4 separate regions of the Homo sapiens genome follow, and regions 2, 3 and 4 are each linked to region 1. A link is a loop called in an ENCODE intact Hi-C map of the cell type or tissue named here. Cell type or tissue: CD14-positive monocyte. All regions are shown on one strand. Region 1 overlaps TMBIM4 (transmembrane BAX inhibitor motif containing 4). Region 2 holds the start of IRAK3 (interleukin 1 receptor associated kinase 3). Region 3 overlaps IRAK3 (interleukin 1 receptor associated kinase 3). Region 4 overlaps GRIP1 (glutamate receptor interacting protein 1).

The links. Hi-C counts contacts between places; a loop is a spot of excess contacts. Peaks named below come from ENCODE experiments on the same cell type or tissue, not always from the same donor. Only the 100,000 strongest peaks of a DNase experiment are listed, where the experiment ranks them.
Region 2: it touches region 1 in a loop (2.0-fold over the local background); 2 of 110 quality-filtered maps call a loop at or near these places.
Region 3: a loop joins it to region 1, with 2.8 times the contacts of the local background. A loop is called at or near these places in 16 of 110 quality-filtered maps.
Region 4: a loop joins it to region 1, with 3.0 times the contacts of the local background. A loop is called at or near these places in 32 of 110 quality-filtered maps.

Annotation. Positions count from the first base shown.
Region 1 is chr12:66,141,543-66,149,542 of GRCh38, forward strand. TMBIM4 (transmembrane BAX inhibitor motif containing 4) reads right to left here. Exons shown (of 7, transcript NM_016056.4): 4 at 6,366-6,399; 5 at 4,299-4,416. Among named protein-coding and RNA genes, the nearest start is that of LLPH-DT, 15 kb to the left of the region's middle. In CD14-positive monocyte, CTCF peaks have their summits at 3,812 and 4,011; DNase peaks (open chromatin) are centred at 3,439 and 3,749; H3K4me3 peaks cover 1,938 bases; H3K27ac peaks cover 5,732 bases.
Region 2 is chr12:66,185,215-66,193,214 of GRCh38, forward strand. IRAK3 (interleukin 1 receptor associated kinase 3) reads left to right here and starts at 4,000. Exons shown (of 12, transcript NM_007199.3): 1 at 4,000-4,218. The coding sequence starts at 4,086. RefSeq lists silencers at 4,105-4,154, 4,175-4,334. In CD14-positive monocyte, no CTCF peak of the experiment used is centred here; DNase peaks (open chromatin) are centred at 2,227, 2,827, 3,967, 5,517 and 1 weaker place; H3K4me3 peaks cover 5,879 bases; H3K27ac peaks cover 5,962 bases.
Region 3 is chr12:66,232,592-66,240,591 of GRCh38, forward strand. The region is part of intron 8 of IRAK3 (interleukin 1 receptor associated kinase 3); the gene reads left to right. It also overlaps the pseudogene RBMS1P1. Among named protein-coding and RNA genes, the nearest start is that of MIR6502, 14 kb to the right of the region's middle. RefSeq lists an enhancer at 2,481-2,560 and a silencer at 2,621-2,900. In CD14-positive monocyte, CTCF peaks have their summits at 1,551 (motif pointing left), 3,407 and 3,606; DNase peaks (open chromatin) are centred at 1,620, 2,850, 4,570 and 7,700; H3K4me3 peaks cover 3,940 bases; H3K27ac peaks cover 7,080 bases.
Region 4 is chr12:66,404,726-66,412,725 of GRCh38, forward strand. GRIP1 (glutamate receptor interacting protein 1) reads right to left here. Exons shown (of 25, transcript NM_001366722.1): 16 at 1,558-1,703. Among named protein-coding and RNA genes, the nearest start is that of HELB, 110 kb to the left of the region's middle. RefSeq lists an enhancer at 3,100-3,600. In CD14-positive monocyte, CTCF peaks have their summits at 4,745 (motif pointing left) and 4,949; DNase peaks (open chromatin) are centred at 3,016 and 4,746; H3K4me3 peaks cover 916 bases; H3K27ac peaks cover 1,819 bases.

The DNA.
Region 1 (8,000 bases):
ATTTTTAAAAACCAAGATCCAACTATGATTTCTAAAAAAAAAACCTTGTAAATATAAAGACACAAATACATTAAAAATAAAAGGATAGAAAAACATATACGATGCTAACATGCTAACACAAATTAAGAAGAAAGCTGGGGTTGCTATATTAATAACAAAATAGATTTTAGGGCAATGATATTACTAGAGCTAAAGAAGGTCACTTCATAATGATAAAGGGGTCAGTTCACCAAGAGTACGTAACAATCCTAAATGTTTCTGCATCTAAAAATGAAGTTTAAAATAATATGATGCAAAATTATAGAATTTACATAAGAAATAGACCAATCCATACTTGTAGTTGGAAATTTCAACACCCCTCTCACATTGATAAAACAAGTAGGCAGAAAATTAGTAAGCAAATAGAACACTTAACATTATGAACCAACTTTACCTAATTGACATTTATCAAATCATCCGACAGCAGCAGCAAAATACACATTCTTGTCTAGTGCACAAAGAACATTTACCAAGATACCATTAAAAAATAAATAAATAAATAAATGCAAAAGGACTGAACTCATACAAAATAAGTTCTCTCACAGTAACAGAGTTATTTATTGTAATGCTATTTGGTGAAATGAAGGCATGATGAGAATCTAGTCCTCAGCTGTCTCTCTGAAATGGCCCTAAAATTTCTCAGGATACATCTGGCATACCTAAGTGAGAATGAGGTATCATGCTACCTCACAACATAGATCCTTCAGGACTGAAAGGGACTTAGGATTTGCTTTTTCATTCTTAAAGCCTAGGGAAATTCCAACGTTCCTGCACCATGGGGTATGGGGAAGGTGATATTAAGAACTTACAGCATCCGAGATATTACCCTACTTGCAGGCTAACAAGTTAGCCTGGCACAGTTTCATGGATGCATCAAGCTCCTAGGTCTGAGATAAAGGACAGTTTACAGTAATAACAGTAGTATCAGCATTTTTATGACAGGGCCCAGGTGATGCTAAGAGGGCCACATGACACCTACACACACAGTGGGTTGTGTTACAAGAGAGGAACCTTGAATTTAGGGAAGCAAGTCTTTTTTATAATGGAAAGTAAACATGCTTGCCCTCTGCTCTAGCGAGCACTATTTCTATCTTTCCAGGCTGTTCACTATTGGAAAAAAAAAACCCTTAAAAAGATTGTCTGGAACAAAGAGCAGTCAGCACATCATTCACAAGACATTCAGAAACACGAGACCCATGAAAAATCCTCTCCAATTCTTGTGGGCTTCTAATAAGACATTAGGATAGGGCTGCCAGAGGTCACTGGACATTAATTTACTCTTATTCACTAACTGGACAAGATCCTACATTTGAGCCTGATCAGACACTATTGACAATACATATTAAAACAGATACCTTTTCTCCACTACAACATCCAAGTTGAAATCTGACACACTTAGGCTCCCTGGTTAAGCAGCATGCCCCACCCAGCAACCTAAGTGTACACACACTAAAACAGTTATTTAGGGTCACAGGCTCCATTTGGTAAGTTTCTGGTAAGAAATTCAGCCTAAGACTTGTCAGTTTATGACAGCATTCTCTGTAGATACTGTAACAGGTAAAGATTTGAAAGTCATGTCCTACAAATATTCTGCCTAAGTTGTTAGTTCACTCTACTCTGACTCACATCTCATTAAATATTTAAGCATCAAAGAGAGCAAATTTTCTGAGAATATAGATAAGATATACCATGGACATAGTGCTGATTTTGCTATTCTAACAACTCCATCTAGAAGACTGACAAATCCTACCCTCATCCCTCTCAACAAGAAGCACAGAATAAAAAATAACTTACAAACAGTGATGTACCAGTAAACTGACTTTCTAGGAAAGAAAATGAGCCCTGATTTGTAGTGCTTCTTAATTTCTGTGGTGTACATACATCCTTCATGGCCTACTTTAAACTTCCAGCAGTTTAACAACTGACTTGCAAGATGCCTCATAAGCTGGCACAAGGCAACTCTAGCACACCAATGACCAGTTGCCACAGTTATCATATGTAGTTCTGAGATTTAATTCCTTTTGTGGCAGAATTACCACAGGATAATGATGTTGTAAAAACATCACAGCTTTAAGTCAATCTATGAAGCACTGCCACCATTGCCTGATACTACCATACATCCAAACATTTAACGCACTTCTTCAGTCCCTATTATGTCCCATAAACAGGTCAGAAGGAACAGCCTATAAACTTTTTAGAAAATATTTTCACAGAAAATCTTTTCCCTCGGTCTTTATATCCATTTTGGCACTCAGCTTCCACAACCACTTTGGCTTTGAGGCGTCACAGTAAGTAGTGCCATTAAGTTTTATTTAAAATGCAATAAAGTGCTACTCTTAAGTAGCTGAATCTATGGCATACTGACCAAAGTATAATTATTATTAGGATTTTGCTAGAGAGTCATTACATGGCAATATCCAGTAACTAATAGCAGTAGATGTGATTCAGTGGAGAACTGGGCTGTATACCAAGAGCAGTAGTGAAGTGTTAGGGTTTTAAATAGGTATACTGTAATCAAGTTTCCATTTTTGTATCACCCAACTGCTTGGTGGAAAAGAGGCTGGAAACTGTTAAGACTGGAGAATAGAGAGGCTGGTTGTAGTAATACAGGTAAGAGGCAATTTTGAAAGGGTTCCGTTTCCAGTACTACAGCAAGTAAGAACTATTCCAGACTAATTACTGCCCCTGTCCCACCCCGAAAAACTACTGAAATGATGCATAAAAGAGAAAACAAAGAATACGTTCTTAAAAACATCAAATAACTGTCAAGGTAGAATGGAATTATCAAATCAAAATCTAGGTAAAAGTGGAAACCCAAAGAAGTAATCATAGTACTGTAGCTGAATTTGCCCAACTACAAGAAAAGTCATCAATGCACTAAGCAGGGGTAAATTGCGGGGTGGGGGCAGAGAAGAACCATCCCTGGGAAATTGTCACCACAAGCTATCCCTTTGCTGATTTGTAGTCTAACTGAAGAACACTTGTGTGGTTGGGAAAACATCGTAAGCCATGAATTTAGTTTCAAGTGGACCCAATCCAATAGTTTTCCCAGATGCTAGGCGAAAACCCAAATACTGTATGGAAAAGTGCACCTTCAATCAAGGCCTCAAAGAAATTCAACAAATAGTTTTTCAAGGACAATTACATAGTCAAAAATAACTGAACACTTAAAGAAAGAAAATATCATAAGAATTATCAGAAACAGCAGACACAGACAGACGCACTTCAGAAATATCTGGTCTCAGATCTATATATGATCACTGTAATACCATTTCTATCAATCAATGTAAATTTATTATGAAGAGGCTGAAATATAAGGCAAGTTTACCAGAAAAGGATTTAAGAGAGATGATACTGGAATTAATGAAAGGGAGGGAACAGTTGGAGATTGGGTTGAGAAGAGGAAGTAGAACAAAACTTTCATCATATATGCCACACAAATATGTATGAAACATCCTTCCAAAGAAGGAAAAGAAAATAGAAAATGTTACCTCTCCCTAAATCAAACTCCATTCTAATGAAACTATTTAAGCAGCTCGCGCAATTGTCAGTGTTGGCTGACCAACTATATTTTATCTCAATAGAGACTTCTGGTGTTCTGGATTACCAGAATAAAAGGGGTGGGGGAGGAAAGAAAGTTTAGCAAGAGCAGAGTTTTGTAAATAGTGTTGTAACAGGAAAAAGAAAACGGTTGGGTGACTGTGCCAACAGGAAGCCACTGTGAGCTTAGAAAAGAGTCTATGCATTCCTACCAGGTGAGGGCAATGCTGTACCATAATCCTAATATAAAAAGGATCATTCCGTATATTTGTTTGAGGAAGGATACAGGTTAATCTAGATGGATCAAAAGGTCTTAAAGTTCATGCAGACCCTTTCAATACCTGTACTAATTACAGCGCTTCTTCCAAGAAGACGTGGATGGTCTTGGTAACATTTATGCTAAGACAAAGACTGAAGTAATTTCAGTAAATTCCATAATGTTAATAAAGCATACAAGCTTAAACTCTCTGGAAAGCTTATTTTTTTTTTTAATTCACTTCCCTTTCACTATAGGAGAGAAGCAAATAAGTCAAAGCCACTTTCCATTTCTGTGTATGTTCTAGGAGTAGGACCTGGCCCTAGTACTCAAAGAGATGATCTCTTATTACCCTCCATTTTAAAAGACAGTACCCAAAAATAACAGTGTAGCACATTCCTCAAAACCACCTATAATAATTAAAGACATCTATCTATTATATCCAAGAATATATACAACTTACCCTGCTCCAAATTTGCTGAAATCCTTCTTAGATTGTAGAGTATACACAGTCAAACCAAAAAATACTGTAGTAGTCAGTATGAAAGCTTGCAGAATAATATATACATCATAGAAAGTAACTGTAAAATTAAAACACTGATTAACATGCATATAAACATGCTCAATACAAAACAGCTTTTTCTGGCATTTTATAGAAATGCTTCATTTTCTCCTGTACTTTATGCCAATAAAAACAATTAGAAAAGATTTCTTATCCATCCTTGACTACATGGGTACAGTGAAACCACACCCATAATGCAATTAACAGTCTCCAAAAAATTCATTCATACAAAATCAGAGGTCACATTATTACCAAGTTAATGAAATGACTGGAGAGCTATCACGCCTGTAGCCAGTTTGGAGTTCTACAGGTATGGGAGTGATTCTCAGCCATCTCTGTCCCAGGCACAGTTTACCACCATCTGTGGTGATTGTCCATTATGGTTTAAATATCAATAGGGATGATTCTGGGTCTCCTGCCTGGCTGGGAATTCCTGGACAGTAGCAGCAAATCCAGCAATCATCTAGTTAGTTATACTTGGTTTATCAGCCCAAATCAAGGAAATTGGGAAAGAAAAATATTGGGGCTGTCTGGGGTTGCCTACCATTCACTTACCCTGCAGAGGACAGAAACCAACCACTAACTGCTTTATATCCAAATGTGTATTATCTTGGAGTACATTATTTTGGGGTTTACTGAATATATGCCAAATTCCTTTCTGTAATTTTAGAATAATCATCCATTCAATTATGGCTATTGTAATAAAACTCCTTAACATTTTAATAAATTGCAAAGTTATAACCTCTTGGAGGTTAACTGCTTTGAACCCAAAGCCATTTAAGTAATTTTTAATTTTTCAGGGGAGTAATTATTCATGTTCTTTCTATCATTAAATGCTACATGATTGGAATTTCTCTGTTTATGCCATTACAGGATTAGGAAGGTGAACATGGAAAAGATAAGACATGAAGTCCATTTTGCTTCTTGTCAGTAATTTAAGTATACGATTAGGTTGAAAAGATATTGCAATTACTGAGGAAAATAATGTTCTCAGATTACCTCATCTATGTTTTTCTACCCCCAATTCCAATAATCCTGAAATGAATCTCTCTCCTACATTCTTTATACATAGTAGGGGCTGGAGAAGGGAGAGATGGATTTGATAACCTTAATAGTAAGTAACATTAATAATAAGTAAATATTAATAATACTTCCTTTCTCTGTTAAGAAGCTTCAATCCTATTTATTATTTATTACTATTTATTTATATTGATTCTTTTAAAAAGAGATTACAAAAACATACAGATTAAACAAAACTGGCATAGAAAGGTTAAAAAAACTAATGACAAAGTAGGAAGAGTTAAATATATTAACTATAAGGATAAACAACTTGCTATTATGGAGAGTAATAATTAACTCTGACCTTTTTGGTACTCAAGGTTAACCATTTTGAGACAATCAGAATTTCTATTCTTAATTTACTGAAATTTTTTATTTGAGGCATTACATAGGGTACATCAAGTAATTATAACAGAAACGGCCTTCAAACACATATTTAACATGAAATACAGAGCAGAAATTACCACTGTTTCTTGCAGTGCCATTTGATAAAATATGAGGATATAATGTTAAAGCACAGTTCAGTTTGGCACAGGCCAGTTAAAGGAGTTAAGCTCATACATATGATCAAAGTACGTGGCTCAGAACACATGTTCTCAGTTACTTGATGATAACTTTAAATTAGGGAAAAGATTAGCTATAGTTGTCTTATTTTTCTAAATGGGTAAACAAATGAAATACTGTTCTCCATTCCTTTTATTTTTCTTTTCCACTTCTAAGCTCAGCTGAAATATGTAAACGATAAATATCTAACTTTTGCTTATACTTTAGAAATTATTTGTCCTATGCTATATTTCTGAAATATGATATTCCATGATGTTAAACTTTAGCCCCAAATACCTTTTTACCTGAAAGATCTATCTACATTAAAAAGTTATTATAACATATAGAAATGCAGTTACGGCTTACCAACAACTGCCACAGTCAGAGCTTCCAACAGCGTCTAATGAAAAGAAACTTAAATTAGTGACTGTAAAATTTATACTATCTCATGTACATTTTCTAATTTCTAGCAGCTTAATGTGATCCCATATGAATGATCTCATTTTAGCTTCAAAGCAGCCCTGCGAAGTATATGGGGCAGTTAGTAAACCCACCATAATGAAAATGAGACCTCAGTATATTGAGTGGGAATATTAACATTCTAATTCTGATACTATGACTCTTTAAGCTCTAATCGCATATTTGTAACAGGAAGACTATAAATATAGAACATTCTGTTTTTCTTACTGTGTAATATAAATAAAAATACAATTGCAAAATTATGTGCACATTTATAAAACCTCAATACCTCACACAAACATAGGAAGAATAAAATATTTAGGTAGTACTTTGGTGTGGGAGTCTTGAAAGTGTTTCCCAATATTCATTCTCTCTTTCTTCCCTAATAACAGAATTTTTACCTGGACACATGGCTGTTCAGATTAAACTGCATTTTTTCAGTCTCCTTTGCAACTCTAGGTCTGACTACGTAACGATACTCTAGCCAATTTAATGTGACTAAGATAGGAATTCAACTTCTGGATTGTGCTCTAAAAACAAAGAAAGACTTGCTCTCCCCTTCCTCTTCTCATTTGTTTGTATTAATAACTGGATACTCTGTGGCTATGGAAGTGATCTATCTTATACCATATGATCTATCATATACCACTCTAGGAATGCCTGGACCTTAGCAGAAGCGTGGGCCCTTGTCACCTTCACTAAATTGTCATTCAAATTTTTACATGAAGAGAAATAAACTATCTTGTTTAAGCCATTGTTATTTTGTCACTGTTTAAGTCAAGTCAGAAGTAGCTGAACCCATATCCTAAATAAAAGACTTGGGGATACTGAGCCATGTCCTCTAGCCTCCCTTTCCCCTTAATTACAGTATCTTTATTTTGTCTTATATCCTTACTCTAGATAGATTTTATCAATCATCTGATAGACCATATCACAAAGGCAAAGCCAGAAATAAAGGCAGTGGCTGTATAATCACACTCCTGGTAGAAGCATCCCTGTACTCCACCCTACCTGATATCAGGAAACCATCAGCACCAGAGCAAAAATGGTATTAGAAATTGTACATAGATGTGGAGGCAATGGAACTGCTGTCACATTTTAATGCTTTTAGTAGTGCCAGCAAAAATGGTAGCAAAAGATGATAGAAATTTTTTTCTGGGCTGGGCATGGTGGCTCAGACGTGTAATCCCAGTACTCTGGGAGGCCGAGGCAGGTGGATTGCTTGAGTCCAGGAGTTTGAGACCAGCCTGGGTGACACAGCAAAACCCCCTCTCTACGAAAAACACAAAAAAATTAGCCAAGGATGGTGACATGCGCCTGTAGTCCCAGCTACTTGGGAGGCTGGGAGGTGGGAGGATCGCTTAAGCCCAGGAGGCAGAGGTTGCAGTGAGCCAAGTTCGTGCCACTGCACTCCAGCCTGGGTGACAGAGAGAGACCCTGTCTCAAAAAAAAAAAAAAAAAAAAGAAAGAAAGAAATTTTTTTGGGGGGGGCAGGGCAACATGATTATACTATATTCTTGCTATTTATGACAAGATTTTAGG
Region 2 (8,000 bases), 44 kb after region 1:
CTGTTGTGGGGTGGGGGGAGTGGGGAGAGATAGCATTAGGAGATATACCTAATGCTAAATGATGAGTTAATGGGTGCAGCACACCAACATGGCACATGTATATGTATGTAACAAACCTGCACGTTGTGCACATGTACCCTAAAACTTAAAGTATAATAATAATAAAATTTAAAAAAATTTTGGTTTAAGTTGAAAGAAACAACATCATATTTGTATGCTGATGGAATTGAGGTGGTAAAGAGTGAAAAACTGATCATGTAACAGGGACCAGGGAAAGCATGTGCCCTTGATGCCTTTGAAATGGTAATAGGGATAGGATCCAGTGCACAAACGAAGTATAATGATTTACATAGGACCCTAGATAATTCATCCATGGAAAACACGAAGAAAGAGTATGTTGGCAAAGATGCTAGTAGATAGTTCGATGTAGTAGTGAGATTCCGTGGAAGTTTTTTCCTGATGCATCAGTATTCTCAATAAATATTCTCAAGATAATTGGTGGAGGACAGGATGATGGGAGTTGAGAAAAAAGAAAGTATAGCATAGCTTTCAAGGAGACCAGAAGAATGCATGGGCTAAAGGTGCATAGTATGCTTGTCCAGTGGCATAAAGGACCCACTTGAGAGTCTTGGCCTTGATTTTAAATTGAGTTCAATTAACAGGATTTTGGTTTTCCACCCCGTTCCCCAGCTACACTCAGGTGCATGGGTGTGGAGCCAACTTAGAAAATTGGATTTAATCAGAATTGCAAACTTGCCAAGAGAGCTCAACAAAGTGAGAGAGGAGCAAGGGAATGTAGAGCATATGCAAAGGAGTGAATAAAATAATTGACCACAGACTTAATGGATAAGCAGAAAAGTCAGGATGTCAAGAGGGTGGAGCCAGAAAAGAGGCAGCAAGATTTTGGATTGGATATCTGGTGAAGGGACAGGATTGTTGGGGTCAGAGTACTAGAGGGAATGTGCTAGAAAGACAGGAGGTATGATCAGAGAGTGGATTCATGAAAGAAATTATAGATGGGATGCAGCTATTGATAATGACAAATTCTAGGGGACGCTCATGGGAGTAAGTGTCTGAAATGGAGCATTGGGTGGAGTACAATGTCACCAGAGAAGAGGAGTCAAGGAAATGAGAGGCCAGGGCATTGGAAAGATCACCATCTATTCTACATATATATATATATATATGTGTGTGTGTGTGTGTGTGTGTGTGTATGTTTTAATTTTGTTTCATCAACTTTTATTTTAAGTTCTAGGGTACATGTGCAGGATGTGCAGTTTGTTACATAGGTAAATATGTGCCATTGTGGTTTGCTGCACAGATGATCCCACCACCTAGGTATTAAGCCCAGCATCTATTAGCTATTGCTTCTGATTCACTGCCTCCCCCTACCCCCTCCCCTGACAGGCCCCAGTATGCATTGTTCCCCACCAAGTGTCCATGTGTTCTCATGGTTCAGCTCCCACTTATAAGTGAGAACATGCAGTATTTGATTTTCTGTTCCTGTGTTAGTTTGCTGAGGATAATGGCCTCCAGCTCTATCCCTATCCCTGCAAAGGACATGATCTCATTCCTTTTTATGGCTGCATAGTATTCCATGGTGTATACATACCACGTTTTCTTTATCCAGTCTATCATTGATGGGCATTTGGCTTGATTCCATGTCTTTGCTATTGTGAATAGTTATTCTACATATATTTTAAATCACTGAGAACTAAGATAGGATTAGTACTGGAGAGAGCAACAATGAGCCAGGAGCTAGAGAGTCTAAAAACGAGGAGAAGGAATTGGAGTCGGGGAGATCAGCAGTTGATAGCAACCATGATGATACAACCTGATGATATAAAAATCAAAACTCAAGACAGTTTTAGGAATAGGAAGGCAACATGGTCTGAGAACGACTGCCAACACTGAAAATACAGGAAATTTCACATACTCTAGCTTTCACTTAGGATCCTTGCTTCTTGGTAAATTACAAGATCTGGTAAAGCAGGCCTTTCTGATTGCTTCCCTCATCTGCAGTGATTTCCTGTTTCCTCTGAGTGAGTTTGCCTCCCTGTAGTAGCAATTCAAAAGCTACCAAATAATTAATGGCCTTTTGCCTCTGTTGCTCAGCATGTTCAGGTAGTCCCTTTAAGAGATGTATAGAGGGCCGGGTGTGGTGGCTCATGCCTGTAATCCCAGAACCTTGGGAGGCCTAGGGAGGTGGATCACTTGAGCCCAGGAGTTTGAGACCAGATTGAGCAACATGGGAAAACCCCGTCTCTACAAAAACTACAAAGGTTAGCCAGGCATGGTGGCATGCACCTGTAGTCCCAGCTGTACTGGAGGCTGAGGTGGGAGGATGGCTTGAGCCCAGGGGGTGGAAGTTGCAGTGAGCCGAGATCGCACCATTGCACCCCAACCTGGGCAATCAGAGCGACTAAAAAAAACAAATAAGAAAGAAAGGAGGGAAGGAAGGAAGAAAGGAGGGAAGGAAGGAAGGAAGGAAGGAAGGTAGGTAGGTGTACAGTGTGTACAGATTGACAATAAAACCTTGAACAACGGGATATCGAAATTCTTGCCCACACAGTATGGGCTTTGCCAGTTTTCAGATACATTTTTATGAAGTATTTTCGCTGGCAAAACCATTCAGGTAGGGGCATGAAATGATAGTGTTTCATCACTCGTGATCTCTAGGGGCAGCTATTCCAAAGACTACAATCTGAGAGGTTTCAAAACACCTCTGGTGTTTTCACTTGATGGCCACTGCCCACTCTTCCAGTCACTAAGGCTGAGATTTTTCTCACCACTTTCAAAACAACTTTTTGTCACTGGTAACATGCCTCATGTGACCTAGAAGATTTTGAAACAACAATTTTACTTAAACTCCGTGAAGATTTCAAAACAACAATTTTACTTAAACTCCATGTTGAAGGCAAAAAGGAAGATTGTGTGAAGCACTTTGAGGAAGGAAAAAATGATGGAACGATATTTCATCAAGGAAGCCCATGAGGAAGAAAATTTATTAAAACCAAGTAGGTGTATGGAGGAGAGGCCGCCTCGTGAAGAAAACGAACATAATTTTACGCTGATTTGGTGTCTTTTCTGTTTTTCTCTTGTTGGTATCTACATTCATCTTTTCCAATAATAATCCCATATATGTACATTTTTATCTGTTTAAATTCAGTAAAAGTTGGGAGGAAAATGTGTCAAAACTTTTAGAGTGTGATGGGCTGAGTGGGGTTGTGAGTGATTATCTTCTTTTTTCAGTTTTTTTCTGGGTTTTCCAAGTGTTCCTCGATGAACATGGATAGTTTTTCTGACAGGATAAAAAAGAAGTAGTCCGGGACAGTGGCTAACACCCCGAATCCCAGCACTTTGGGAAGCCGGAGGTGGGAGGATCGCTTGAGGCCAGGAGTTTGAAACCAGCCTGGGCAGCATAACGACACTCCCTCTCTACGAAAAACGAAAAAAAATAATTAGCCGGACGTGGTGGCGTGCGACTGTGGTCCCAGCTACTCGGGAGGCTGAGGTGGGAGGATCGCTTGAGCCCAATAGGTGGAGGCTCCGTGAGCTGAGATAGCGCCACTGCGCTCCTGCCTGGGCGACAGAGTGAGAACCTGACTCAAAACAAAGAAAAAAGGAAGAAAAGAAAGGAAGGGAAGAAGGAAGGAAGGGAGAAGCTTTCAAAAATAAACTTTTGTAAGAAGTAATGACACCGCTAGCCGTCCACACCAGGAGACCGCCTAGCCGTGGGGCACGGTGGGCTCCTGGGAGCTCTGAGCTCTGGGCTTTCTCCAGTTCGCACTCTGCTTGTCTCGGCAGCTCCGTCCCCACCGCAGAGGTGTGAAGGGGCGCAAAGCCAGCGAAGGGAGAACCCGGGTCGGGTAACCCCCAGGCCTGGCCAGGCGGACGCAGGGGCATCTCGGGCGAGGCGCGCCTTGCGTCACGTGGGCACCGCCCCTGCAGTGACCGGAGAACGGCGTGTTCCTAGGGCTCTGCTGCCGTCGTGGAAGCAGGATTTCCGCGGTTGTGTAACGGCCTGTCGCAGGCGTGCAGGGACCTGGACTCCGCCTCGTCCCCGGGGCTCGGGCAGCCGAGCCATGGCGGGGAACTGTGGGGCCCGCGGCGCGCTGTCGGCGCACACGCTGCTGTTCGACCTGCCGCCCGCGCTGCTCGGAGAGCTCTGCGCTGTTCTGGACAGCTGCGACGGCGCGCTGGGCTGGCGCGGCCTGGGTGAGTCGGCGGGGACCGGCCGGGGGCGGCGGGGGAGCCCAGCGCGCCGCGGGGCCCGCTCGGCGTCGCCCTGCATGGCTGGGGTCCCTCGCGGGGCTGGCGCGGCCTCCGGGAAGTTCCCGCCAGGGAGCCGGCCCCCTCCTTTCCTGGGTTGGATGCAGAGACTCCCTGGGACCCAGATGCCTTCCCTCCCTTCTCTTTCAAAGAATTTTGGGTATCGCTGCAAAGTCAAGGGAGCCGAGGCCTGGGAAAGACAGATAACCAGCGTGAAAGCATCTTCTGTTCGTCCGCGATGCCACCCTCACTGGGTTCGCAATGTATGATGTCTTCTGGTCCTTGCAAAATCACCCCAGAACATCATTTTAGTATTGAGACATTTTTAGAACTTTGAGATACTTATCCTTTGGTGTTTTCAATGCATCCCTAAGCCCCTAACTTAATTACAAGTGAAATGCTAAAGTAAACTACGGTTTGCAATGAACGCGGCTCCTAATTTTCTTAATTAAATCTTATTTACCCAATTTCGTTGAATGAAGGTTTATGCTAAAGGGTGGCTTTTTATTTTAATCTAAAAAAATTGGCTTCAGAACTGTATTTTATGCAGACATTGGAAAGTTGAGCAACTGCCTGCTGGAAGTGTTGAGTGTAGCCAGAGATAATTCGGACAAAAATCTTCGTTTTGTTAAGTACAGGCATTTTTGGTTAGATTTGATATTCCACAATGTCATGTTTAATGTTTATTGAAAAGAATCATGATTATGTCAAAATAACTTAGCTTTAATGGTCTGAAATAGGATTTTTCTTACCAGGACTAGCAGAAGGCCTAAGAGGAGAGTTTTCTTTGTTACTGATGAACAGTATGGTGACAGTCTTTGAATTGTAGCAATGGGCTTCTGGTTATACAAAAAATGTTTATATATTTTAAGCTCTGTAATTTTAAGTTATGGCCCTTAAGAAAAAAAAAAAAGTCTGATTTCTAGAAAACGAGATTTCCAGTGTGCATTTGAGGGATTTTGAGGGATAAGGTCACTTCCCCATCAGATCTTTTTGAGATGGATTTTGGCGTGGACAGTATTTATACCCGTTGATTTCCTAGAGTTACTGACTTTGAGAAAGAAAAGTGTTTTTAGTCCAGTTTAATGTTGGTGAATGGGGCCAGGTGGGTGTGGTAAATTAGTGAGGCAGATTATTCTCTCTCTTTCTGTTGATAGCATTGAAATCCAGATATTCATGCTTTACATGGCTTGTCTCATATAACTTCTCCAATTACTCTGTGAGTCATTATCATCGCCAGTGTTTTTTTAACAGGTCAGGAAACTGGTACAAATTGGTTAAGTAACTTGTTCAGGTTCACCAGCTGGAAATGGAAGAGCCAGGATCTGAACCATGGTAGTCTGGATCCAAGGCTTATGTCCTTAACCCCAGCTACTCTACACTTCTCCCCTTACTGCTGTGTTCTTTCTGGCCACATCTAACAGCCTCCCTAAAGTACAGACATTTCTGGCATCAAAGAACAATTCAGTGATCCATTTCAAGCATGCAGCCCTATTTTCCTAGTGGTGAAAATGAATGAGGACCACCCAAATGAGAACAAACAAAAGCTATTTTTTTCAAAGCAAGGGAGCCAGCACCATTGCTTGTGTTTGGCAGAGACTCAAAAGCAGACAGAGGATGGAGGAGGGTGGGAGAAGAAGGCTTCAGCTGTGTCCTGATTGGAGGCTGTTGATATGGGGAAGCTGTAGTTGAGCTACCTAAAAGGGGGTATTTTGTGTGTTTGTTTAGGGGTACATAATTGGCTTTCTCTGGTTGGCCCTAAGTTGGAAGTAGGAGCAAAAATTGAGGAAGTGGTCAGTAATTATTCAAGTCCTGGCCATTTGAGACAGGTTGCTACAGGGGTTCTTGTTTGGCTGCCTGGGCTAGTTGCTACAGTTTAACCCAGTTACTGATAGTTTAACTTGTTAGATACTGTAGACGGTAGGTTGGTTTCTTGGACTGGTTGATGTACATTGCCTGCAGAGTTCTATTTTTATATATAAGCTGGCCATTGTCCCTTTGTGTATTCATTCTCTCACAGGGAAAGGGTCTAAAATGTTTACTCCATGATACTTCAGCTGTAATTCATTGTGCAGGTGGTCATGCCTACTGACTGCCTGGACTACTGAGCTGGCCCTGACCAGGTGCTGCACAAGTTCTTGGCTCAGCAAGAAGGCAAGGCTAGCCCAGTTCAGGGTGTTGAGGCAACTGCCTGTGCTAAACATGCCGAGTTTTCCTGTGGGCACAGCGAAGGGAGAAAGAGGGGAAGAGGTGCAGGTAGGGAAAACTTGACCTTCGAGAGGGGAAGGAGAGTGACAGAGGACTGAATCAAAGAGGCAGTCCTTTGTATGCTCAGGACAGCTGACAGCCCAAGCTTAAATGTAGAAAACAACTGTAATATACTAAGTAAAGCTCTCTCGAGCCGATCGTGATTCTTGATGACGGTGAGTGTCAGGTTATGTTTACAAAGGCAGCTCATATAGCAGCCTATATGATATGACCAGTGTGTGCAGGATAAGGTAAGCCAGTCATTCACAAACACAAATCACCTATGCAGTCTTTTAAATACACAGATGCAGGTCCCACTCCTAGAGCTGCTGATTCAGGAAGTCTGGGTTGAGGGTCCAGCTTCTTTCATTTTTTGTCAAGCCCCAGGAGTGAGTCTGAGGCACAACCTGATTGGTAAGCCATTGCTTAGGCCAAATTCTCTTTTTTAATAGTGTCTTCATATAACAGATATTTTACTACATTCTTTCATTACTTCATTTAATTACTTTTATTTTTAAACATATTCTACATAGTACTCTTCAAATCACTTTTGTCAAGTATTGTTATTAAAAATAATGTAATCACAAGATAATATATTCTGTGGTTATCATTGATGACTTTATGGCTTTTAGTGAAAGCAAGAGCCCAAAAGCCCAAATGAAATATGTTGTTTACGTTACAGACATGATAACGTAGTACATACAGAACCTCTGGAGACAACTCATCTGATTACATTACCATAGATTGGTATTTAAATTAAATTATTTGGAGCAGCTGACACCGTAAAAACCTCTCAACACTTACGATGTACTGAGAAACGCTTTTTGCAAATGATATATAATAGGCTGTATTCAATTTTCTTCCTCTCAAGAAAGAAAAGGGAAATTATTATATAAATCATTAATAATTACTTTAAAAATTAAATGTAAAATCACATTAAGTGTGCATTTGTATATTCAATAAAGATTCAAAATAATAGTAGTAATAATAATAAAGCTACCTCCTGTCAAGGCTTACTATTGGCCATTGTGGTAAGCATTTTACATGGATTATCTCATTTACTTATTACAACAATTCTATCAGGTAGACACTCTTCCTATTTCCATTTTATAGATAGGTGAACTGATTCTCAGAGAATTTAAGTAACTTGCCTTGAGTCACAGTCTTCTAAATGGCACACTAAGATTCTAACCAGATGATCAGACTGCATATTCTATGTTCTTTTTTTCTTTTCTTTTCTTTCTAAATTTTAAATAGATGTGTTTTTTTATGTTATTATTATCTTTTTTTTGAGATGGAGTTTCGCTCTTGTTGCCTAGGCTGGAGTGCAATGGCGCAATCTCAGTTTACCGCAACCTCCGCCTCCCGGGTTCAAATGATTCTCCTATCTCAGCCTCCCGAGTAGCTGGGATTACAGGCATGCACCACCATGCCCGGCTTAATTTTTTTTTGTATTTTTAGTAGAGACAGGGTTTCTCCAT
Region 3 (8,000 bases), 91 kb after region 1:
ACCTAGATTACCCTCCTGAATCTCTTTTAAATGAATCCTCCACTGTGCTCTAAACCTAGGCCTCCCTGAGTGTTGGTCCCTCTGTGTGTAGCTCAGTGCTTTTAGGACTGAGCTGTCCAAATCCCTGCCTGTTTTGCCTTTGTCATATTAATTTTCTAAATCTATGTAAGGGAAGATAGCTTCTAGGAGGGATGCAGTTTTATTGTACGGCTTTGATAATTGGCTGAGAAAAGGACATCTCAAAATCTGTGTTAAACAGTGGCCTTTTCCCAGAGTAATTCAGGGCTCTGTTTTTATTGGAGGAGTGAACAATGGAAGATGCTGTTACCTTTATTTTCTTTTCTGTATTTGGGCTTCAGAGTGATGAGTCACAAAAGACTTTATCCTAACCCTTTGATATTATTATTATTATTATTATTATTATTTTTAAAAAGCCAAAATTTCAGCAACTTTTATTGACTACCTTTTAAAAGCCCTATGCTGCTGTTTTACAAGGCATAATAGACCAGCTCATCTGGTCAAAGCATTCTACATCATTAGTTTGAACTAACTTTTACTGAAACAGCTACAGCATCAAAAGAGTTAAGGCAAATTGGAATTCATAGAAAAGGATAAGACACTTCACACTGCATTGAAAGAAAGACAGGCCGGGCGCGGTGGCTCACGCCTGTAATCCCAGCACTTTGGGAGGACGAGGCAGGCGGATCACGAGGTCAGCAGATCGAGACCATCCTGGCTAACACGGTGAAACCCCGTCTCTACTAAAAATACAAGAAATTAGCCGGGCATAGTGGCGGGCGCCTGTAGTCCCAGCTACTTGGGAGGCTGAGGCAGGAGAATGGCGTGAACCCGGGAGGCGGAGCTTGCAGTGAGCCGAGATCGCACCACTGCACTCCAGCCTGGGCGACAGAGCGAGACTCCGTCTCGGAAAAAAAAAAAGGCCGGAAAGCTAAGAAGAGAGACACTGACGGCAACACTGAATTACAGCAACACTCGCACTGCAAGCACAGAACACCATGGGTGAAGTCGGACTAGTTAAACTTCAGAAAGCCCATTTCATACAGCTGGAAAAAAAAAACACAGATTAAACACAAAATGAACAAAACCACAAAAATCCGGTCATGCACTTGGATAAGTCTTCACGGTCTTTGTGCATACCCAGAAAATTGAAGTTTTCTTTTCTTTTTTCTTTTTCTTTTTTTTTTTTGCATCATAACATTTGATAAAAATCTGTTTGTTTGTTTGTTTTACTAAAATAAACCTGTTCGGGGGAACAGCTACTAGATGAATTTAAGGTTTTTATGCACCTTATAGAACTTATAGCAAAAATAGTTTTAGTTGATTTCGTTATAAATAACGTTTTCAAGAACTTGTGCAAAATTGTCAATAATTTCCTAAAGCACAATTGATCAGAAAAATCCATGATTGTTCAGCCTTCACACCCTTCTTCATGTAAGAACACCTTTCTGTACATCTCACAGTTACTTATTAGGTTGAAAGGTATATGGAGAATGGTCATTAGACGTCTCGACAGCCACCTGCTGTTGACCACTTGCCTCCTCAACAGGAGCCGCTGTCGTCTGCATATGTTCATACTGTGGCAAGTAGGCTCCTTGCATAGCTGACGTTGCAGGCATGTATGTTCCGGTGCTGCCTAGTGACAGATGACTCATCTGCTGGGCCAGAGGGCTGATCATTGATGCGGGCTGTAGTGACATGGTGTGCTCCATTGAGGGAGTTAACACGGCACCGGGGTGCTGTAGAATATATGGTTGAGGTTGCGTCCAAGAAGGACTTTGCACCTGGTAGGCAGATACAGGAGATACAATATAGGGTGTAATAGAAGTTTGAGTGATCATTCGGTTTGTAGCAATACTGTATGGTGAAGGATAAAATCCGTTTTGTATAGCAGCTGTAGTTGGGTCGTAAGTAAGTGTCATTCCAGTAAGTCTCACCTCTCCTTCTCTATGCCATGGTCTTCCATTAGGGATGTATTTGTTTGGGTTCTGTCTCTTTTTCTGTCCTCCATCAGAAAACTTACACAATAAAGGTTCTGTGGGGGCAGAAACTCCTGGTGGTGTCTTAATAAATTTTCCATTAAAATGACCAGTAACAGCTTCACATTTTTCTGTTGATTCCGTCCTAGCAAAGCCAACACCACGACTTGTACCACTGGCATCACGTAGTATCCTTGTAGAAATAACTTGTCCAAATGGTTTGAGCATATTTTCTAGTTCTTGCTTATCCATGGAGAGTGGCAAATTAGAAATGTAGAGGTTGGTAGGATCTTGTTCCTGTTGCTTTGCCATTTGAGCTTGAACCCCACTGGCCTTCAGGGCAGACACAGCTTTTTGAGCTGCTGCAGGGCTGTCAAAGTCGACAAAACCATAACCTTTGCATTTGTTCGTTGTCTTATGCAAAATTGCGTTTGTGGAGACTATTTTCCCATATGGTTGACAGAGCTTCACCAGGTCCTGGTCGGTGGTGTGGGGAGGCAGTCCTCGGATATAGAGGTTCGTTTTGCTGAGCTGATCCCATCCTGAGTTGCTGCTGCTGCTACTGTTGTTATTACTGCTGGTGGTGCTGGGACTGGGAGGGGCCATGGGGTGGGCTGGGACCAGAGACTGCTGCTTGCGATAGGGCGTCCGGCAGTTGCTGCTGCCCCCGGGGTTGCCGCTGCTGCTGGGGAAGATCATCGCTGCGGGCCGCGGCGGCGGGCGCGGGCGCGGGGCAGCCTGGGCGCGGGGCAGCCTCGCCGCGAGGGGGAGGACGCAAGGAGGGGGCCGGCCGGGCCCCGGGCCGAGGCAGCTTTGGGAACTCCCTCTCGCCGCGCGGCGGCGGCCGGCGGGGGCTGCAGCTCCGCGCTGACTTCCCCTCCGCACTCGTCTAAAAGTGCGGCGCGGCGCGGGGCGAGACTCGAGCAGCTCGGGCAGCCGCCGCTCTGCGTGCCATGGACGGGAGTTCGCGCGCGGAGCTGGCGGCGTCGCCGACTCTCCCGGCGGCAGCGGAGGAGCAGCGCCGCCGCGTCCTCCGATATTATTAAGTTATGTTTTTAAATAGTATGAAATAGCATGGAACAATGTATATAAAGTGAGATTAAGTGGAAAAGACCAAATTAAAGTAGCGTATAGTATATAATTATAACTTTGTATAACTACAAATTCATGCATTAAAAAAATATTAAAAGTAAAATATACCGAAATATCAACAACGTTTTGTTTGGTTGGAGAACCTATAGCTTATTTTTCAATGGCTTATTTTTTTACTTCTTTATGTTCTTTAGATTGTATTTAAAGAAGTATGTTCTAGTCTAGCAATAACATAAAATTTATTAGACAAAAATAACTTGGCGTCAGACCTTACTGTCTCAAACCAATTAATTGGAAAAAGTTCCAAAAGACAGTCTCAAGTTACTAAATGAAATCCTTATCAGTTCAATCATTCTCTGTAATTAATTTTATCAGTAAAGAAGCTTGATAATCTGTCATTTTTATGGTTTTAAAATAGTTTTTAAAATGAAAGTTGGAAAATCATTATTCAGCAGCCTGGTGCCCAAAGTGTGAATAACATCTTTTGTCTAAAGCAAAGTGAAATGGTTCTCATGTCTTCAGCAGGGAGGAGGGAGGATGAGGATGAGGATGTGGATGTGGGAAGACCACCAGAAATCTGGGTTCAGGCCGGGTGAGGTGGCTCACACCTATAATCCTAGCACTTTGGGAGGCTGAGATAGGCAGATCACTTGAGGTCAGGAGTTTGAGACCAGCCTGGCCAACATGCTGAAACCCCATCTCCACTAAAAATACCAAAAAAAAAAAAAAAAAAAAAAATTAACCAGGCATAGTGGCTTGTGCTTGTAGTCCCAGCTAGTCTGGAGGCTGAGGCAGGAAAATTGCTTGAACCCAGGAGGTGGAGGTTGTAGTGAGCTGAAATTGCATCACTGCACTACAGTCTGGGCGATAGAACAAGACTCCGTCTAAAAAAAAAAAAGGAAAAGAAAAAGAAATCTGAGTTCAGACCCAGGTCTTTTTTCTCTTTCTGTGGCCAGAGAGTGGCCAAAAGTTTTCGCACTTGCACATTCGGAGCCAACCAAGACAGTCTTAAGGTGACCTCTTGTTGCTGTCAAATTCTTTGACATTACACCTGCCTATTTTTGTACTGGGCTCTGTACTCACGAGTCTAGGACTGTTACAGGAGAACGTGACCCTGTATTCTCTTAAATCCTGGTCAAGCTTTACCCTGATCAGCTTCCAAATCAGAATGAGGTCAGATATGTTTAGGGAGGCGCCTCCAGCCACCTGCCCACTCTGGAGCAGGTTTTAGTCAAAGTTCTGAAATGCCTGTTTTTCTGAAACACCCTCTCCCTAGTCTTTCATCTGTCCTTCCCCTTCTTTACCAGCCACCCTAGCGATCTCGTTGTTGTCCCTGTCTCTCATCACTGGTTAAGAGTGTGGCCTTTGGGGTCACATAGATCTCAGTACAAATCCCTACTCCTCTACTTTCTGGCACTGTGATCTTGGGCAAGTCACTTAATCCCCTGAGGCTCAGTCTCTTACCTCATCTGGAACTGGGGTGACAGTGCTCCACCTTCTCCCAGCATTGTGAGGAGGAAGTGAGGTGATAGACTGAAAGCACAACCCAGGCCTGGCAATGAGCTGTAATTATCCCCCCACAATGTGAGAAAAGTGCTTCATCCAACCTGTACTTGAACCCTTGCTGTATGGTGGGCCCAGCATGTTGTGGGGGTCCAGCTCCATTTGGGTGCAGCTCTCATTATTCAGACTTCTTTTCTGTGGAGCTAAAATCCTGTGACTTGCCCATTTGCCGCTGGAATTATCTATATACAGCTAAAGAAAAAGGAGATAAAAGCTCATTTCATTTCTCTTTGAAATCAATAGTCTCTTAGTCTTTCATGAGTAGCTGAGTAAAAAGATGTCTCAGTTAACTATAGTAAATCAAAAGAGCACCAAACAGAAAAATAGTGGGGCTAGGTGTTAGTTCTGGCCCTGCTATTAAGCGGTTTTGCATGGAACAAGTCATGTCAACCCTGTGGGCCTCATTCACCTCCTCTGCAGGATTCTATAGCAGTGATGACAAGTCAGTGTTGTCTCATGTTCCATGTCTGATTGATTGATAATGATTTCCCACATGCAGGGTTGAAAGAGAATCTATGGTGGGTGCTTTCTGAACTAAATTTTTGATGTTTGCCAAGAATATGGGAGGATGTTTTGGGAGGATAAATGTTATGGCAACATTTAAGCCACATATTCACCATTCCTATACTGAGTAGTCTAGGGCTACCCTCAGTTTCAAATCCTCTTTACATAATTGATTATATCAACAAATATTTACTTAGTATCTTCTATAGACTCAACATTATGCTTAAGTAAACAACATCAGGTGGGCTCCCTGTGGGTGTCAAACAATGTCGTTGGAGCTGTACAGCAGGAATTTTGGAGAAAGGAGGAGCACTGGAATTTGGAGCAGTCAAGTGAAAAGTTTATGGAGGAAGTGAATCTTATGGCTGCAGAGAGGACTCAGATAAAAATAAAGCAGGGGAGAGTATTTTCAAGATGAGGGGAACAGAATGGGGAGAGGCCAAGACAGCAGAAAGCATAGTTTGTCCTGACTGCATAGTAAGTACTAATACCTTAAGGGTAGCAGATAGACTGCAGTCAGATGAGAGAGCTCAATGAGAGCCAGAGACTTTTCACCTGGCATCAACGCCTGCTGAATAACTTGTTAGCAATCCTCCCAGCAAGCCTGAGTTCAGGTATTACAGTTATTATCTCCATTTGATAGAGGAGAAAGCTGAGGCTTACAGAGATTAGTGACTGGCCTCTGTCTCATGGCTGTAGAAGGGAAAAGGGAGGTTGCATTCCATGTTTGTGTGAGTCCAATCATCATGCACTTTTTAAGGAATTAAAGGTCTGGGATTAATGGAAGCATGTTGGCGTCATCAGCAGAGACAGGGAAATTGGGAAGGAGAGGAGAGCATAATTAGTGTGCAGAAACTTGGAAATGCTGACATTGGACTCCTGGCAGAAGCAAGAGGCATTGAAGAGGAGATCGGGCCTGGAAAGCGGTGAGAGTAGATAGCTTTCTAAGGAAGAAGCTGTCAAAGACACAGCTCAGAAACACCCACAGGAGAAGCAGTGCCCATGTTTCCAAGGTGTTTTCAACAAGTCTGGGGGTTTATTTAGCTAAAAAATGTCTTAGTAATTTGAACTCTTCAAAGAGAATGTTATAAAAACAAAACCTGCTTCCAGGTGGTGGAATTTGAGAAGGAAAGGACTTAAAGAAAAGAATCTTGAAAAGTTGCAGCCTATATTCTTGGCCAAAGACCCTCACATTTTTATTGGAGAAACGAAGATGTTTTTGACTTACAGGATCACTTAAAAGCATCTGAAGGCAGTAAACTTCCTTGTTATTTCCCTCCTAGCCCTTAGTGAGCTTAATTGTTTTCACATTTATGAACTATTTTAAATGGAAATGCATTTTATCCTTAGCATTTTCCATCCCAGACATTTCATTCCTGCTAATGTTTCCAAAGCAAAGAGATAATCTTGGTGAACATTTCTAATGTTTCCTATAAAATCATGTTCTTTAATCAGTATTGCCATTTGTCTCCTGCCAAGTGAAACAGTCTTTCATACAAGGGAAATGGTCTAGGAAAGAAACAAAGAAGAAGCCATTTGCTTCAAAATGGACTTTTTTTTTTTTTTAATGGAAATTGATCAGAGATGTAAGGTCAGAGTGAGTGAGTGCATGGGTAATTTCCTCTCCAAAAGACTAGAAAAACTGAGTGGTTGGGAAGAGGGCATAGGGGGCCACAGATTGGCCCCTCCCTGCCACCAGGACACCCTTGCCTGAAGACCCAGGCTCCTCCTGCCTTTATCCCCAGACGGGAAGGTTGGAGCCCAGCTCAGTGTTTAACAGGCATGTCAAAGCCTACAGGGAATGCAAAGTGTCTTTCTTTGTTTGACTGATAAGATTCTTTAATCAGTCTCCTCCCTTTCCCTCATAACCCCCTCAAAAAGCCTATTTTTATCTTTCAGAAAAATTTTAGATATATATAATTCTTTTTCCTCAGATTTTTCCTGTTTTCCCCCAGTGCCTCCCCTCTTCTAAAATATCCAAATATGATTTTTTCTAAGGGATGCCAAAACAATTAAATATGACATAAATTAAAATTTCCCCTATTAATTCTATTTGCCACCACTCTAATCCCCAACATTCATTTACTTATATACATAGATACATACACATATGCACGGTACATGCCAGTTTTTTTCTGTCTCTCCATTGTCTTAAAATGTCTGGAAAATACGTTTGCCCAGAACTTCCTGGAACTATTTGAAACTCAGCCAATTTGTTGGCATTAACTAACTGAAGGGTCCTCAGATTTCCAGGGACATCCTACAACCCCCTGTATTTTTGTTCCTTGAGTTGGTGTCTTTGGACTTCTAGAGACATGCAACCAAGCCTTTTGGGATTTTAAGGTAAGGTAATGGACATAGGATGGACAATGGCCAGCCTATATCCTTTAAAGCATACTTTGAGCCCTCTGTGAGTGTCACTCCTTACGTTTTCTCATTTAATACTGGTAAGAACCCCGTGAAGTAAGCAGTATCAGATCTTTATACCAACAGGGAAACAGGCTTAGGGGGGTTGTGCTAGTTGTGGGTAGATTTGGAGTTTCACAATTAAAGGAGGAACACCCATTACTGGGCCTTTGCACCGAGTGCCTAGACTCAGAAGGCACCAACAAGCAAAAACAAGCTTGAATACTGTGTCTCTCAGACCTGCCTAGGTTCAGTGGGGATGAAAAAGAAAGCTCCGCAGTCCCACAGGGGAATAAAGGGTTTCAGATTTGTAGCATTCCAGGCAGGATGCAGTGCACACTTAAGTTGGGGTGGGGTGCACAACTGTTTTAGTAGCCTGCAGGTTCTAGGAGAAACTGAGTCTTGCCTCATCTGGTTAGGGGAGGCAGGGCATCTGGT
Region 4 (8,000 bases), 260 kb after region 1:
AGGGTTCGTTAGGCAAAAATCTATGGCCAGGCGCAGTGGCTCACACCTGTAATCCCAGCACTTTGGGAGGCCGAGGTGGGCAGATCACTTGAGGTCAGGAGTTTGAGACCAGCCTGGCCAACATGGCAAAACTCCATCTCTACTAAAAATACAACAATTAGCCAGGAAAGGTGACACACACCAGTAGTTCCAGCTACTCAGGAGGCTGAGGCACAAGAATTGCTTGAACCTGGGAGGTGGAGGTTGCAGTGAGCAGAGTTGGCGCCACTGCACTCCATGGCACACTCCAGCCTGGGTGTGCCACACAAAACAAGAAACAAACAAACAAAACATCTACTGTTAATTACCTAATGGAAAAACTCTACAACATTGGGGAAAACCAAAATCTAGGTGGAGGAAGAATTCAGATTGCTATAAATTCTTTAAAGTCTCACTGCATTAAAAACCAAACCAAACCAAAATAAAACTGGAAATCATAAAATATATATTGTGGATACGGTTTAGGCAAACAAACAAAAAGACTTGTAAGTATAATCAGCAGAACCATATTAATAGGAAAGGCCTTGACTTTACCCACGAGATTGGCAAAATTGTAAATTAAACGTTTACTTTATGGATCCATATCACATTCTGTAATTCCCCACATTAGCTGACTCTTTTGGTGAATGGACACTTTTCAATTGGCTCTATATTCTTATCATAATCAGATAAGATGTCTCTTATTTCAGGGCTACCCAAAGTGTGCTCCTTGCACCACAGCTGTGGCAGCATCTGGGTGTTTATTAGGAATCCAGAATCTCAGGTCCCACCTGGGGTGGTGCCAGGATCTGTGTTTTAACAAGCTCTTCAGATATGATTCTATGCCCTCCTAAGTTTGATTGGAGGGCCTAAAAAATGTGTATAGCCCTTTTGAAAAGCAACATGGGGCATGACTGACTCATCAGGAATCATAGACATTTCCTTTGTATTCTTACTCAGCCATCCTGCTTCTAGGAATATTTTCTTATTTCAAAAGAAAAAAAAAGCTGGATAAAGATATCTATGCATAAAGATGTCTATAAGAGTACTATTTACAATAATGAAACAATTGGAAGCAATATAGTGATTTAAGAAGAGAAGAAAGGTAAATCACAGGCAGTCAATAAAAATGATAGATATTAAGAGTTTATAAAACGATCAAATGTTTACAATGTAAAATTAGGTAAAAAAATGCAACATTCACTTGGTTATAGTTATGCCATATGAATACCAATAAAAACTAGAAAACTACCAGTTTCACTGTATTAGATGATGATTTAGATTTCATCTTTAAAAATTATTTTCATGCAATTATAATATGTTTTCTATAATGAAAATATCTTAATGATATCATTTACAAGCACCATTATTTAAAATTTGTACTACACTCTCAGCACAAAATTTAAAGACTCTTTTAGCTGTGAAACACTGCTGCCACATCACTAGCCAGCTGTTGTATGTAAAACATCAAGATCTAATATCTTTGGTGACAGATGGGCAGTTCGAAAAATCAGTTTTAACTAAGGATGCTCTCAATACCTGAATTATCTTCATCTTTGCGGATTTTGAGCTTCACCAGGTCTTCACATTGCTGGAGGATCTGAACTGCATCTTCCATGGAACAGTTGTCCAGCCGGATATTATCTATTGCGAGCAATTTATCCCCAAGTTCCAGGGTCCCAGTTCTGTTAGTGAATGCAAAGTAACACATGACTAATGATGAGCACTTAACTAGGCCATTTAAAGAGGCATTAAGCATAATGCAGCATTATGGTAGTCTTTAGAGGAAAAGAGGTTCAACTGTTTTTAAATTGTACTTCATTGACAACTCCCTCCCTTCTTCTAGTCTTATTTGGGTTGCCTGCCATGATATTAAATTGCAGAGTATTAAAAACATTTTTTCTTATACTTTTTTCAATTAAACAAGAACATATGTGTCACTCAGGAAGCATACAATTCCTAGGAAGGGAGGTAATGGGCGAGGGTCTGCATAGACCCAGGTATCCTTGTCTTTCTCCATATTGTTGTATTACTTTTGATCCTTGGTAGTCCAGATACTAGGAGAGCATTAAGAGAATGACAGAAGGCAAGGTGTAATAGAGTTAGTGGAAGCCTAAGGCTTGCACCTCTGCTACTTCCACTTGCATCTGGAAACTCACTATGGCCAGAGTAGCATGAAAATTTATAGATGAATCCATAGCTTCTTATTTGGAAAGTGGCCACTGAGACTCTAAAACTGGCTGTGGACCAGGGTAGGTCTGTTGAAAAAAATTTTAAGGTCCATAATGAAACAACAAAAAAAATAATGTGAATGTAGTATGTATATGTTTCTATGTGTGTATATGTATATATACACAGATTTGTAAGAACAGCCTTTTATGCATTATATCTGTGCCAGAGACTGCTAATTGTCTCCCAGCATCCATTCTCCCTTCCCTTCTTTTAAGTTACCCTCTAAAAATGCATGCCCCAGACTCTCTGGGGACCCTCCCCACCTCCTGCCTGTAGCTAGAAAATGGTAACAGGAGGGAGGCGGAGCAAGGTGGCTGAATAAAAGCCTCCACTGATCATCCTCCTTGCAGGAACACCAAATTTAACAACTATCCATACAGAAAAGCACCTTTATAAGAACCAAAAATCAGATGAGCAATCACAGTACCTGGTTTTAACTTCATATCATTGAAAGAGGCACTGAAGAGGGTAGGAAAGAAAGTCTTGAACTGATGATGCCGGCCCCTCCCCCATTCCTTCTGCAGCAGCCACATGGCATGGAGAGAAAAACTGTGCACTTGTGGGAGGGAGAACACAGTGAGGGAGAGACTGCATTGAAACTCAGTGCTACCCTGTCACAGCGGAAAGCAACACTGGGCAGAAGTCAGCTGATATCCACGGAGGGAACATTTAGATCAGCCCTAGGCAGAGGGGAATCACCCATTCCGGTGGTCAGAACTTGAGTTCCAACACGCCTCACTGCTGCACGCTAAAGTGTTCTTGGGTACTAAATAAACTCAAGACAGTTTAAAGCCACAAAGACAGCAATTCCTGGACAAGCCCTGATGCTGTGCTGAGCTCAGAGCCAGTAGACTTGGGGGGCATGTGACCTAGTGAGAAACCAGCTGGGGTGGCTAAGTGAGTGCTTGCAACACCCCTCCCCTAGCCCTACACAGCACAGCTCACAACTCCCAGAGAGAGTCCTTCACTCTAACTGAGTAGAGAAGAGGGGAGAGTAAAGAAGACTTTGTCTTGCAACTTGGATATCAGCTCAGCCATAGTACGACAGGGCACCGGGCAGAGTCCTAAGGCCCCTTTTCTAGGTCTTTGCCCCGGGATAACATTTCTAGACACACCCAGGGCTGCAAGGGAACCTGCTGCCTTGAAGGGAAGGACCCAGTCCTGGCAGCATTTTTCACCTGCTGACTAAATATCCCTCGGGCCCTGAATAATCAGCAGCATGGCTGGGCGCGGTGGCTCATGCCTGTAATCCCAGCACTTTGGGAGGCCGAGGTGGGTGGATCACTTGAGACCAGGAGTTCAAGACCATCCTGGCCAGCATGGTGAAACTCGGTCTGTACTAAAAATACAAAAGTTAGCCAGGCGTGGTGGTGCACGCCTGTAATCCCAGCTATTCGGGAGGCTGAGGCAGGAGAATCACTTGAACCTGGGAGGTGCAGGTTGCAGTGAGCCGATTGCACCACTGCACTCCAGCCTGGGCAACAGAATGAGACTCTGTCTCAAAAAATAAATAAAATTAAATATAATAAAAAAATAAAATCAGCAGCAGTAGTCAGGTAGTACTTGCTGTGGGCCTTAGGTGAGACTCTGAGTTGTGCTGGCTTCAGGTGTGACCCAGCACATTCCCAGCTGTGGTGGCTATGGGGAGAGGCTGTTTCTGCTTGAGAAAAGCAGAGGAATAGTAAAAAGGACTTTATCTTGAAGCTTAGGTACCAGCTCTGCAACAGTAGGGTAGAGTACCAAGTGGGCTCTTGGGTTCCCTGATTCTAGGCCTTAGCTCTTGGACGTTTGTGGACCTGCTCTGGGACAGAGGGGAGCCCATCGCCTTGAAAGAAGAGTCCCGGCCCTGGCAGCATTCGCCACAAGCTGACTGAAGAGCCTTTGGGTCTTGAGTGAACATCAGCAATAGCCAGGCAGTACTTGCCATGGGCCTGGAGCAGTGGTGGCCAGGGGGAGAGACTTCTCTCCTTGAGGAAAGGATGGGAAGGACTTTGTCTTGTGTCTTGGGTGCCAGCTCAGCTATAGTAGAATAGAGCACCAGGTAGATTCCTAAGGTTTTTGACTCTAGGACCAGGCTCCTAGATGGCATCTTTAGACCTGCAAGGGGCCAGGGGGAGCTCACTGCCCTGAAAAGAAGGATACTACCCTGGCTGGCTTTGCCACCTGCTGATTGTAGAGCCTTTGGTCCTTGAGTGAACATGGCCTAGTGGTAGCCAGTAAGGGTTTACTGGCAGCCATAGTTGAGACCTAGTACCACGTTGGCTTCAGGTCTGAACCAGCATAGTCTCAGTGGTGGTGACCAAGGGGTGCTTGTGTCACCCCACCACCCCTCAGCTTCAGGCAGCTCAGCACTGAGAGAGAGACTATATCTGTTTGGAAGAAAAGGAAGAGAACAAGAGTCTCTGCCTAGTAATCCAGATGATTCTTCTGGATCTTACCCAAGACCACCAAGGCAGTATTTTTGAGTCTGCAAGAGCCATAGTGTTACTGGACTTGGGGTGCCCCCTAATGGAGATACAGGTGAAGTGACCAAAAACTTAGATCACAACACCCAAGCCCCTTCGAATACTTAGAAAGCCTTCCCAAGAAGGACAGGTACAAACAAGCCCAGACTGCAAAGACTATAATAAATACTTAACAATTCAATTCTCAGACACCAATGAACATCCATGAGCATCAAGACCATCTGAGAAAACACGACCTCACCAAGTGAACTAAATAAGGCACGAAAGACCAATCACAGAGAAATAGAGATGTATGGCCTTTCATACAGAGAATTCTAAATTACTGTTTTGAGTAAACAATAAAGTTTTGAGTGTGTGATAATACAGATCATAAATTCAGAATCCTATCAGATAAATTCAACAAAGAGATTAAAATAATTTTAAAAAATCCAGCAGAAATTCTGGAGTTGAAAAATGCAATTGACACACTAAAAAAATGCATCAGAGTCTCTTAACAACAGAATTGATGAAGCAGAAGAGATAATTAGTGGCCGGGCGCGGTGGCTCACGCCTGTAATCCCAGCACTTTGGGAGGCCGAGGCGGGCGGATCACGAGGTCAGGAGATCGAGACCATCCCGGCTAAAACGGTGAAACCCCGTCTCTACTAAAAATACAAAAAATTAGCCGGGCGTAGTGGCGGGCGCCTGTAGTCCCAGCTACTTGGGAGGCTGAGGCAGGAGAATGGCGTGAACCCGGGAGGCGGAGCTTGCAGTGAGCCGAGATCCCGCCACTGCACTCCCGCCTGGGCGACAGAGCGAGACTCCGTCTCAAAAAAAAAAAAAAAAAAAAAAGAAGAGATAATTAGTAAGCTTGGAGACAGGACATTTGAAAATACACAGCCAGAGAAGATGAAAGAAAAAAAAAAGCTGGGCCAGGCATGGTGGCTCACGCCTATAATCCCAGCACTTTGGGAGGCCGAGGTGGGCAGATCACCTGAGGTCAGGAGTTCGAGACAAGCCTGGCCAACATGGTGAAAGCCCGTCTCTACTAAAAATACAAAAAAAAAAAAAAAAATAGCTGGGCATGGTGGTGTGCAGCTGTAATCCCAGCCACTTGGGAGGCTGAGGCAGGAGAATCGCTTGAACCCAGGAGGCAGAGGTTACAGTGGGCCGAGATTGCACCACATCACTCAGCCTGGGCATCAGAGTGAGACTCTGTCTCAAAACAAACAAACAAACAAACAAACAAACAGACAAACAATGAAGCACACCTACAAGATCTAAAAAATAGCCTCAAAAGGCCAAATCTAAGAGTTATCGGCCTTAAAGACGAGGTAGAGAGAGGGATGGGGTAGAAATTTTATTCAAAGGGATAATAACAGAGAACTTCCCAAACATAGAGAAAGATATCAATATTCAAGTACAAGAACCTTATAGACCACCTGCAGGAATTTCAGCAACTACAAATGCAAAATAACTGAAATCATAACAGTCTCTCAAGACCACAGCACAATCAAATTAAACCCAAGATTAAGAAATTCACTCTAAGCCAGGGTTTTATGAATAGAACTCTGATCTTCTTGGGATGGAGCCCCTTGCAGGAGGGGAAGCCATGGTCTCTCTTGTTCAGTTGACTTAGCCTTTCCTGCCTGCTGGCTCTGGAGGGTCTGGGTGGTCTGGATGAGGGTGGTTCCCCAAATCACAGTGCACCTGCTCTGTCAAGCGGCAGCCAGACTGCTTTTTTAAGCGGGTCCCTGATACCGTTCCTCCTGACTGGGTGTGACCTCCCAACAGGGGTCTCCAGGTCTCCAGATCGGCATCAGGTCAGTGCCCCTCTGGGACAGAGCTCCCAGAGGAAGGAGAAGGCTCCCATCTTTGCTGTTTTGTAGCCTTTGCTGTCACAGGAGGGATCCAGGCTTGGGGTCTGGAGTAGACCCCCAGCAAACCACAACGGCACTACAGAAGGGGGCCTGACTGTTAAAAGAAAAACAAATAAGCAGAAAGCAACAACGGTAACATCATTAACGAAAAGACCCCACAAAAACTCCATTCACAGATCAGCAACCTCAAAGATTGAGGGTAGATAAGTTCACAAAGATGAGAAAGAATCAACTTAAAACTGCTGAAAACTCAAAAAGCCAGAGTGCTTCTTCTCTTCCAAATAACTGCGACACTTCTTCAGCAAGGGCACAGAACTGGGCTGAAGCTGAGATGACTGAATTGGCAGAAGTAGGCTTCAAAAGGTGGGTAATAATGAACTTCACTGAACTAAAGGAGCATGTTCTAACCCAATTCAAATAAGCTAAGAATCATAATAAAACATTACAGGAGCTGATGACCAGAATAGCCAGTTTAGTGACAAACATAAATGACCTTATGGAGCTGAAAAACACAACATGATAACTTCACAACGCAATCACAAGTGTCCATAGCCAAATAGACTAAGTGGAACAAAGAATCTCAGAGTTGAAGACTATCTTTCTAAAATAAGACAGGCAGACAAGAATAGAGAAAAGAGAATAAAAAGGAATAAACAAAACCTCCAAAAATATGGGATTATGTAAAAAGACCAAATCTATGACTGATTGGGGTACCTGAAGGAGAAGGGGAGAACAGAACTAAGTTGGAAAATGTACTTCAGGATATAATCCAGGAGAACTTCCCTAGCCTAGCAAGACAGGCCAACATTCAAATTTAGGAAATCCAGAGAACCTCAATAAGATACTACAGGAGAAGATCAACCCCAAGACACATAATCGTTGGATTCTCCAAGGTCGAAATGAAAGAAAAAAATGTTAAGCATAGCCAGAAAGAAAAGCCAGGACGCCTACAAAGGGAAGTCCATCAGACCAACAGCAGACCTCTCAGCAGAAACTCTACAAGCCAGAAGAGTTTGGGGGCCAATATTCAACATTCTTAAAGAAAATAATTTCCAACCCAGAATTTCATATCTGGCCAAACTAAACTTCATAAGCAAAGGAGAAATAAGATCCTTTTCGGACATATAAATGCTGAGGGAATTCATCACTATCAGGCCTACCTTGCAAGAGCTCTTAAAAGAAGAGCTAAATATGGAAAGGAAAAACCATTACCAGCTGCTACAAAAACACACTGAAATGCACAGACCAGTGACACTATGAAGCAACCACATAAACAAGTTTGCAAAATAACCAACTAGCATCATGATGACATGATCAAATTAACACATATCAACACTAAACTTAAATGTAAACAGGATAAATGCCCCAGTTAAAAGACACAGAATGGCAAACTGGATAAAGAGAGAGCCAAGACCTATTGGTATGC